2 separate regions of the Homo sapiens genome follow, and region 2 is linked to region 1. A link is a loop called in an ENCODE intact Hi-C map of the cell type or tissue named here. Cell type or tissue: Caco-2. All regions are shown on one strand. Each heading gives the region's core, and the rest is flanking DNA. Links, peaks and the distances in the headings are about the cores only. Region 1 overlaps MIS18BP1 (MIS18 binding protein 1). Region 2 overlaps LOC107984674 (a long non-coding RNA gene).

The links. Hi-C counts contacts between places; a loop is a spot of excess contacts. Peaks named below come from ENCODE experiments on the same cell type or tissue, not always from the same donor. Only the 100,000 strongest peaks of a DNase experiment are listed, where the experiment ranks them.
Region 2: a loop joins it to region 1, with 4 times the contacts of the local background. A loop is called at or near these places in 3 of 110 quality-filtered maps.

Annotation. Positions count from the first base shown.
Region 1 is chr14:45,209,019-45,214,398 of GRCh38, forward strand. It overlaps MIS18BP1 (MIS18 binding protein 1), which reads right to left. Exons shown (of 17, transcript NM_018353.5): 14 at 1,362-1,510. Among named protein-coding and RNA genes, the nearest start is that of MIS18BP1, 41 kb to the right of the region's middle. In Caco-2, for the core only: no CTCF peak of the experiment used is centred there; DNase peaks (open chromatin) are centred at 3,433 and 4,923.
Region 2 is chr14:45,265,978-45,271,357 of GRCh38, forward strand. LOC107984674 (a long non-coding RNA gene) reads left to right here. Exons shown (of 4, transcript XR_001750746.2): 3 at 2,652-2,711; 4 at 3,394-3,732. Among named protein-coding and RNA genes, the nearest start is that of MIS18BP1, 15 kb to the left of the region's middle. In Caco-2, for the core only: a CTCF peak has its summit at 2,769 (motif pointing left); a DNase peak (open chromatin) is centred at 2,744.

The DNA.
Region 1 (5,380 bases), core at 314-5,313:
TTTATATGTTTCAAATTGTTCTTGTATTCACATGGTTCAAAATTCAAAAGCCCCCCTCTCCTTCCTCCAGCTACCTTAGTTCTCCCTAAGGATCACCAATGTTTTGGTTTCTTATGCATCCTTTTATAAAGACTTAATCTAATAAAAGCAATTATACACACACACACACACACAAGTATATACATATATGCATACATACATATAGCTTCTATTTACACAAACAGTAGTATATTATTCACTGCATCTACCTTTGTTTCATTTAATATATCTTAGGCATTTTATCATAATAGCAATAAAAAATATCTTCATTAATTTCTTTTTTTTTTGAGACAGGATCTCACTCTGTTGCCCAGGATGGAGTGCAATTGTTGCAATCACAGCTCACTGCAGCCTACACCTCTGGGACTCAAGCAATCCTTCTACATCAGCCTCCCTAGTAGCTAGGGCCACAGGCTTGCCCCACTGCATCCTGCTAACATTTTTGGGTTTTTTTTGTAGAAATGGGGTCTTCCTATGTTGCCCATGCTGGTCTTGAACTCCTGGGCTCAAGTGATCCTCCCAAAGTGCTGGGATTACAGGCTTCAGCCACTGTGCCTGGCTCTTCATTAATTTCTATGACTATATAATGGACCAGAGTTCATTTAATTAGTCCCTACTGATAGATTTTTGAGGTACTGCCATTTAAACAATGCTACAATGAATAAGCTGTACATTCACAATTCTATAAGTAAAATTCCTAAGTCAAAGGGCATGTGCATTTATAATTTTGATACTTACAAATTGTTGCTGCAAAGATCGCACTACTTTACCTTCTCACTAGCAATGCACAAAAATTAACAATGCATTCCTTGTTAGTTTGTAGGAATGCTGTATATATTACGGAAATTAGCCTTTTGCCTGTGACAAGTTGCATATATTCTTTTCTCAGGTTGTCTTTTGTTTGTAGTGGTTGGTACCAGGTAAAATTTGTTAAACATTTTTACACAGTTGACTTTATTCATCTTTTCATTAATGGCTTGTAGGTTTTATAGTATAGTTAGAAAGACCATCACTAATCTGGTATTATAAAATAATTCTCCAAGGTTTCTTTAGTTTTTTTTTTTTAAAGTTTTTTACAAGTAAAACCTTGATCCATTTCGAATTGATCCAGAAGTAAATGTGGGTTATATCACAATGCTGTTTATTGAATAGCACCCCGATTTGATGAACTTGTCCATCCTTAACTTCTAGAAACTACACATTCTTGATTTTTTAAATAATGCCTCTTCCCATTACTGGCATCTATGGTCCTCATGAAATGTTTAAATGTTCCTCACTACTCTGATGCAGAGAATTAACATATCATATGCATGAATATTTACCTATTTATAGAACCTAGCATGCCAGGACTGACATGCTGACATTGAGGAGTTTTTACCAATGGAAAGATAACTGATGATGGAGTTGTTGGATTTTTGTCCATATTTGGCAGAATATCATCATCATCTTCACTGTCCTGGAAACTTGGCAACTAGAAAACAAGTATTTATTATCAGCAGGCACCCCATAAAAGGTATTTTCTCATTATCACAAAATAGTTTTGGAGGACTGATAAGTTGGTTCTTCTTGTAACTTTCCAAGTTAGATAATTAAAAACAGTAGTACGTAGAGGAGTAGAGGCTAGAGGAACTCCATTTTAGATGCTAATTCACCATGCTGACTTCTGATTAAACCTGGATCTGGAAATGCCTCTAAGATTTCTACCTCCATATACTTACTGGAAATCTTGTCCTTAGGTCAAAACAACCTTGGTGTTATCGTAAACACATACTTACCATAAATACAGCCCTTAGGCAAATTCCCTATGGTATATAAACCCTGGGTCTGGGGGGATAACAGTGCCCAAATCCACCATCTTGAGGCCACCCAAGAGATGGCTTCTGCTCAAAAGTCTCTATTAAATGTTTCTGAGAAACTGGATTTGTCACCCTCTTTATTCAGCCTGTAACCGAGTAGCGTGGCTTCAAACCATGTTTTAAAACTTTTTTCTTTCTTTCTCCCCAATTTTAAGATATAACTTTGAGATAAACTACATGTGTTTCCATTCATCTTGAAATACAGCCTCAAAATGTGAACCTCCGTTTCTTTACCCATTCTATGCTCCCATGCCTTATGCACATGTTTTTACCTAGACGCTTTTTAAGTGCACACCATGCTCATTTATCTGGTCATGTATTTCCTTAGAAGCTTCAGGGGCCGGATCCTGGCATAAACTGGATACCTCCAGAATTCTCTCCCCAGTCAAGGCCAAAACTCACTCCCATCTAGAAATTTACTGCAAGATTTACTACAATTAATTTGTAACCTGGTTGAGCCCAGGATGGTGCTGGCCCCTTCACCAAATGGAATAATATTTCAAGATAAGCTGTTGGAGCAGATTGAGCCACCTAACACCTCCTAACCCCCTCCTCTCCTGCATTCCAAATCATTCTCTCTTTAAAAACTCCTATGTTCACTCCACAAATTGAAGACTGGAATTTCTGGAATTTCACCCACACTTCCCTTTGCTGGCACAGATAATAAAACTCTATCACACCTTGCTCTTGTTATATTGGCTTCTTTTTACAAGCGGCAAGTAGTTGGACCCCTATTGCTGGTTACAATTTTTGGTGGCCCATACAGGGAGCCCTGTGTATTCACAGGAGGCTCCAGACACACCTATCTGATCTTCTGTTGGATAGGGCCATGGAGCCACCTGTGAGTGCCAGCTGCTCATGGCTAGCTGACCCTGTAGTAAGAACATTAGGGGAGCTTCCAGCAATAGCCAAGGTGCCTTTGTCTTGCAGAACCTCCTTTTCTATTTCTGTCACAGCATCTGCTGCTTCCAAAGCTTCACTGATACAAAGAGAATGTGACATTTTGAAGAAGTCGACAAATGTTGGAACCAGGTGAGCTGCTGATGTGCACCCAGCCTCCCTCTGCCTCTTTTAGGGTGTTGCTGGGGCTCTGCTCTGTTTAGACTTAGCTGTTGGTGTCACCATTTGGCCATTTTTTTGCATTTGTATTTGTGGCACCCTCAGGGCTTTGCTCACATTGGACTGTCCCCTGGGGAGGGCCGTTTGAAACTGAGGCAAGGAGTTTGGAACTCTACCCAGCCCTCTTAACTGGGGATTTGTTTGGAGGCAGTGCACCATTTGTTTGCAGTGTAGGTGTGTAACCTTAATGTGTGTATGGGCCCTAATCTCTCTCTCTCTTCCTCCATCTTTTCTATTCCTCCCAGCTCCATCCCACTGACTAAATTGGAAACAAGCCATCTACAGCCTAAACTCCCCTGGGCCATAAACACCGTTAGCTTCCTCCAGCTGGAAATAGCTAACCTTGACTGGTGACTTGCAGAAGTGGGAATGTTACAGCAGGTTAACTAGTCAGGGATAAGCAAGGAATGAGAGGGCCTCCCCACCCCCCACCAGGAATGTTGTTAGGCGACCATCCTGTGATGGTCAGGTGGTTGTTAACTGTGTCTCTAAAATAATACTTAATCGCAGCCAGCACCAGGGAAAAGCAATCTCTCAATAAACAGAAACACCTAAAATTGGTGATCAGCAGCTTCCTCATAAGATCTCAGAAACTGGGCAAGTGGGCTCAAGCATGTGCATTAAGAGGAAAAATGGAGGAGTTTAACTGGTATATGACCTCCTAAGGACATCCGACTGGTAAGGGAGAAAGCCTCAAGTGAGCCTGTGTATAAATCCAGTAAACACACTGTAACTTGCTCCCCTCCCAAGTGCTAGCACGCCACTGGGCATGCAGACAGCCCGCCCCAAGGTTAGAATCCGGGGAGAAGGAACACAAGACCCCCAGAAGCATGCCAACATATAAAACCCCAAGTCACAAAGTTAAACCATGCTTCAAGTCACCTGCTTGGCCCTCTTCTGAGAGTACTTTCTTTCCTTTGCTTCCTGCTTTAAAGTGTTTTAATAAACTTTCATTCCTGCACTAAAACTTGCCTCAGTTTCTCCTTCTGCCTTATGTTTCCTTGGTCAAATTCTCTTTTTAAAAAATTTTTATAAGTATTATTTAACAAAAAATGGAGACGGAGTCTCCCTATATTGCCCAGGCTGGTCTTAAGCTCCTAGGCTCAAGGGATCCTCCTACCTCGGCCTCCCAAAGTGCTGGGACTACAGGCATAAGCCAGCACACCCGGCCAGAATTGTTTCTTCTGAGGAGGTAAGAATTGTGGTTTCTGCAGACCCGTATGGATTTGCTGCCAGTAACAGGAGGGATTCATCCTACACTGTATAGGTCTAAGGTGCTGAGGCTCTCCCTGACAGAAGATAAACAAGAATGATGGGGGTCTGCAGGTTGCACAGGTTTAGGCTATGTCTGTTAGAAATTTTAAGGTCAAGGAACAAGGACAAGGACAGAGCCTTAGCCTTTAAAAGACTTAATTTCTCTTGTGTAAAACAGAGATAATAACACCTATTTCTGAAGGTTATGTAGACCAGAGGTCAGCAAATGTTTTCTGTAAATAATCAGATAGGGAATATTTTAGGTTTTGTGGTCCAGTCTCTGTCCTAACTACTCAACTCTGCACCGTAGCATGAAAGTAGCCATAGACAATATACAAACAAATCTGACCCTTCGTATCAACAGAACAAAACAAAACTCTAATTCACTTACTATTATGCTTAGCCGTTAGTAGGAACCCAAGCAGTGTTAACCATTGTGGGGAAAAGAAAGAGAGATCAGACTGTTACTGTGTCTATGCAGAGAGAAGTAGACATAAGAGATTTCATTTTGTTCTGTACTAAAAAATTCTTCTGCCTTGAGATGCTGTTAATCTGTAACCTTAGCCCCAATCCTGTGCTCACAGAGACATGTGCTGTGTTGACTCAAGGTTTAATGGATTTAGGGCTATGCAGAATGTGCTTTGCTAAAAAAGTGCTTGAAGGCAGTATGCTTGTTAAAAGTCATCACCATTCTCTAATCTCAAGTACCCAGGGACACAATACACTGCAGAAGGCCACAGGGACCTCTGCCTAGGAAAACCAGGTATTGTCCAAGGTTTCTCCCCATGTGATAGCCTGAGATATGGCCTCGTGGGAAGGGAAAGACCTTACTGTCCCCCAGCCCCACACCCATAAAGGGTCTGTTTTGAGGAGAATTAGTAAAATAGGAAGTCCTCTTTGCAGTTGAGATAAGAGGAAGGTATCTGTCTCCTGCTCGTCCCTGGGCAATAGAATATCTCAGTGTAAAACCCGACTGTATGTTCTATTTACTGAGATAGGAGAAAACCGCCTTAAGGCTGGAGGTGAGACATGCTAGTGGCAATACTGCTCTTTAATGCACTATATGTGCACATCAAGGCACAGCACCTTTTCTTAACCTTGTTTATGACACA
Region 2 (5,380 bases), core at 100-5,099, 57 kb after region 1:
CAGTGGCATGGTCTCAGCTCACTGCAACCTCCGCCTCCTGGGTTCAAGTGATTCTTCTGCCTTAGCCTCCTGCGTAGCTGGGATTACAGGTGCCTGCCACCACACCAGGCTAATTTTTCGTATTTTTAGTAGAGACGGGGTTTCACCACGTTGGTCAGGCTGGTCTCGAACGCCTGACCTAGTGATCCGTCTGCCTCAGCCTCCCAAAGTGCTGGGATTACAGGAGTGAGCCACTGTGCTCGGCCAGCCTTTACAAATGGAGGGAGATTTCTTTTAGAATGACTAGCTGGGAGGAACTATTGGTAGAGATGCACATGAGTTTTGTTTGTTTGTTTATTTGTTTGAGATGGAGTCTCACTCTGTCACCAGGGCTAGAGTGCAGTGGCACGATCTCAGCTCACTGCAACCTCCACCTCCCAGGTTCCAGTGATTATCCTGCCTCAGTCTCCTGATTAGCTGGGATTATAGGCACCTGCCACTGTGCCTGGCTAATTTCTTATATTTTTAGTAGAAACGGGTTTCATCATTTTGGCCAGGCTGGTCTCAAACTCCTGACCTCGTGATTCGCCCTCCTTGGCCTCCCAAAGTGCTGGGATTACAGGCTTGAGCCACTGCGCCCGGCCTACACATGAGTTTTTTAGGTAAGGATCGTCTTCATGTTAAACTCTTCTCCATGGCCTATATTTTTGTCACTGATGTAAGGAAGAGAGATCATTGGCTAAAATTAAGTTAGCAGATATTGAAATGTTTAATCCTCACAATGATTGCTTGGTGAAAAGAGTATTTAAATTTTGGAACAGCTGTTGTTAGAAAATGGGAGAGAACTGTCTTGAGAGAAACAGAAAGATTGCTATAGTATATTGAGAATCGAGCTAAAGTTGGAGTTGGGATTTGTAGTTGCACCAGTTTACAGGATTGATTGTTTTTATTTCTAATAAATTTTGTAAGGGAAAATATTAATCCAGGCCTAGAGTTATTTTGGAATGGATATAGCAGAATGAAAAGAATACAGAGGAGTTATAAAAATATAGTTAGGTGAGTGGTTCAAATGATAGACTTTTTAAAAAAATTTTTGGATGAATGGTAATAAAAATAAAGGCAAGAGAAGGCTATTAGGAATATTATTACAGAAGGATCAAGAGACAAGAGGTCTTGAGGGGCTTGAAGACAGTAATAATTAATCAAATAGAACTGGAAGGTTTAGAGATAGCCATGTGACATATTAGAGTATAAATGATTCAGAGATATGGCCCATTCCTAGACAGCTTGAAAGTTGATGAAATAGTTATTTATAGTTCAATTACATGTGAGCTGAGGTTGGGGTGATATGGGAGGCCTGGTGGTATTAATAGTAACTATGTCTGTAATGCCTATTATAACTAGTATTTTGGTTACAACTAAAAGTGAAGTGGGCTGGGGAGGTGGGGGCATCTATGATTTATATCATGTGACTTTATAAAGTGTATTGTGTTTTCCCATTTAAGTTCATACTAATAGGTACAAAAGGCATACTGAAGCTAGCTTGAATTCAAAGAAATGGAATTCTTTTATTAAAGAGTCTCAAATTATTAGGAGATACATAGGAGATGGCTTGATTTTCCCAGTTCCTACTTTTGAGTGTGGTATGTCAAATCTCTCTCTCTCTCTCTAAGTAGTGGCTACTTTGAAAATATATTGGCCTACTCTGCCCCTGCAGATTCCTGCCTCTCAAAGAAATCTCAATATTATATCCCCTTCCCAATCTTGGGGGAAATACTGTAAGTCTCTCTCTACTCCTGCTGCTTCCATCTCCTCTCCATGCTGAGATGACTCCTAGGACATATAATTTTGGGGAAGAAGGAATGAGATGCTAACACTGACATGGTTTTTTTCTTGCTAACTCATCTAGCTTCACAGTGAGTGACTCAACTGCAGTGTTTGTGGGGGTATTTATTATAGGCCAAGAGGGCAGAATGCCCATGTCTAATCTAATATTTGACCTGGGGATAATATCTGGGCCTCTTCAACAACCACCTGGGGTGAGGCCTGAGGTCATGCCTGGTGATACATAAACCTGCTAGTGTTTTTGTTCTTGTTTCTGATTGTTATGCCAATTGACCTAACTTCTGGATCACCTTTCATACTTTGTAGTTTTATTTTTTTTATTTTTGAGACAGAGTCTCACTCTTACCCAGGCTGGAGTGCAGTGGCATGATCTCAGGTCATTGGAACTTCTGCCTCCCGGGTTCAAGTGATTCTCCTGCCTGAGCCTCCCGAGTAGCTGGGATTACAGGTGCCCTCCACCACACCTGGCTAATTTTTTTTTTTTTGTATTTTTAGTAGAGACAGGGTTTCACCATGTTGGCCAGGCTGGTCTCGAACTCCTCACCTCAAGTGATCTGCCTGCCTCAGCCTCCCAAAGTGCTGGGGTTACAGGTGTGAGCCACCGCACTGGCCAACCTTGTGGTTTATGTTGAAGTTGTCTGCTTATGTGACACCTGCTATCCCACAGCCCTTGATGTCCAATTTAAACAGGCACCTGCTTGACTCTCTAGTCAGCTCATCACGTGCCATATTACCAGCTCCTAGAGCATACTGTATAGTCTGTATAATTTGTTTTAGAATATTCTAAATGTCTCTTTTCAGTAATTTTTTTTTTTTTTTTTTGCCAGTGAACAGCCCTTCCTTGCTAACAAAAACAAACAGTTAAGCGATGGCTTTGATGCACTGAGGTAGGTTCTGACTAGGGCTCTCCTGCAGCTTAGCTCTGATGCCATCTTGTGGTCAAATGGGTATCTACACAGGGAGCCTTTTATTCTGGTTTTGGCTGTTGCCCACTACCATGCTAAGATCAAAGGCAGATTTGCTCTGTTTTTGTTTGTTTGTTTGTTTACGTTTTTCTTTTGCTGTGGATTTGTATTTTGTTTCCCTCATTGGGGGAGGGGAAAACTCAGAGTTCAATGCCCTCTACACTGACCAGTGGGTTGAAGGGAAGCTCTTTCCTTGCACCTCAGGGACAATTTCACCCACATTTCCCACAGCTATTTCCAGCTCAGCATTTTCAGAATAGAACTCTTTATCATTGTTCCCGCCTCACCCCCTTCCTTCCGCCAGTGAATCTCATTCTTAAATTCTGTCATCTTCTACACTTTATCTCAGTGAAAGGCTGTTTATCCATTGCTAAGTAAGAGGCCCAAGAGCCAATCGGGACTGTTTCCCCCCTATTCCCTCATTCACCTATTCTGCCTCCCAATAGCTGCTAATTTTTTGTCCATTTCCTCCATTCCTTCACCACAGTCTGAATCATGGCCTTCAATATTTCTCACTGAAACCATTGCAGTTGTTTGTCTCTGTCATGTCTTTATGTCTTCCATCTTCTAGCCTTGCCTACATTTTCCTTCATTTTTATTCCAGCATTGATTGAAACTGAAACTTGAAATCCTTCAGTGCCTCTGCAGAGCCTACGGTGTAAACTCCAAGATCCTTGATATGAGTTACAAGATGCTCTTTTGAGTTGGCATTTGTCTCTTCTGGGCCTACTCTCCATTCACTCCCCACCTCACATGTAACACCTAGTAGCACTTAGTTCCTGGAACACAATTAACTGCTTCATGCCTATGGGCATTTGTTCATGCTTTTCCCTTTTGATTAGAAATAAACCTCTGTAGGCCTTTCTCTTGGGCTTGTTCAGGTGGTCCAGTAGAAGCATCCTGCAAAATTGCCAGAGGGTATGTGACTTTGTGGGCCTATAAGAAACAGATGGATCTGGCCGGGCACAGTGGCTCACGCCTGTAATCCCAGCACTTTGGGAGACTGAGGTGGGCAGATCACCTGAGGTCAGGAGTTCAAGATCAGCCTGGGCAAAACGGTGAAACCCCATCTCTACTAAAAATACAAAATTAGCTGGGCGTGGTGGCATATGCCTGTAATCCCAGCTACTCGGGAGGCTGAGGCAGGAGAATTGCTTGAACCTGGGAGGCACAGGATGTGGTGAGCCGAGATCATGCCATTGCACTCCAGCCTGGACAACGAGCAAATCTCCATCTCAAAAAAAAAAAAAAAAGAAAAAAGAAAAAAAGAAACAGATGGATCACTCAAAGGGGAAATTGCAAAGAGCAATGAAAGGATTCCTTGAAAAGAGTTTAATGAGGGAAACATTACTAAACCTTCACAAACAGGAACAATCAAGAGGTGGTAAACACTCCAGGACTAAAAACAGCTGAAAGCCATTACCTCTCCTAGGCCTAACAGTATACTGGAACTTGGAATGATCTGTAGTTGTGTGTGAGAGGGCGTCCAACAGTTGCTGTATCTGAAAGTAGAGAAGTGCAGTCACTGCCAAAAATTGCAAGGGAAGGGGAGAAAGAGAATAAAAGCTCAACCCATCTCTCCTTTTACCCTGCAATCTTATGCTGGTGGCTCTCATTGGCTGAGTCCAAATGCAAGCCAGAGGCTAAGGGAGCCTAGCTGATACAGTCCACAGAAGTCAATTTCTCAGAGCCAGGGAGAGAATGGCAGAGAAAGGACCAGGAGAGGCAAACAGAGTATAAATCTGTTAACTGGTGTTCTGTGAGACAAACTGGGGAAGAGGGTTAGGGGTGTCACCTTTTAGTATAAAGACTTTCAATTAATCACCTCTTAATTAATCAGCTGCAAAAGGTGTCCCCAAATTTTGGGCTAAGGAAAGAGGACTGAGAAATGATTTTTTTTTTTTTAAATACAGACTTTCAACCATTTCTTCTGTTTTAAGCTCAACTCTACACTTTGCCTTCAGATGTATCTGGAGCCTCCAATTCCTGAAACTTTCTGGGATTTGCAAAACAAATCAGCTTATTTATTAGCTTACTTGCTCCTAAAAGTGAGATCTATGATATCTCTTTTCGATTAGGTCAGTTTTCACAAAAATATTTCATTAGAGACACATTTACTATCATGGTCAGGAAACAAATATACGCTCTGCTTTAGAGGGAGACTCAACTTTTTATCTTCTAAGATTGTTTTCCATACAAACATCCTTGAAAAGATAGTCTGGAACAAAAGCTGTCAGTGCCTCTTCATGAGACATACAGAAACACAAAAGATCACTGGAGAATTGTCTCTCAACATTATGGAGGAGAGACACAGTCAACTCATGGACTGGCCCTTTTTAAAAAGAAGAATAGCATTCTAAATTTCTAGTTGATGGAGATACCATATCCCTGACTTCAGAAACAGATAGTGAAGTATGCATTATTTTCTAACTCCTTTTCAGGCAATCTGTGTTTCATGAAGCAGAGTGTAAGTGCTTTTCACAGAAAAATTCCATCTGTCTTATACTAAGTATTGTTTATCCCAGATCCAGCATTGAAATATCTATTAGTCTTAGTTTTTGGTCTTGATGTGAGTTTTCACCTTTTTTAGT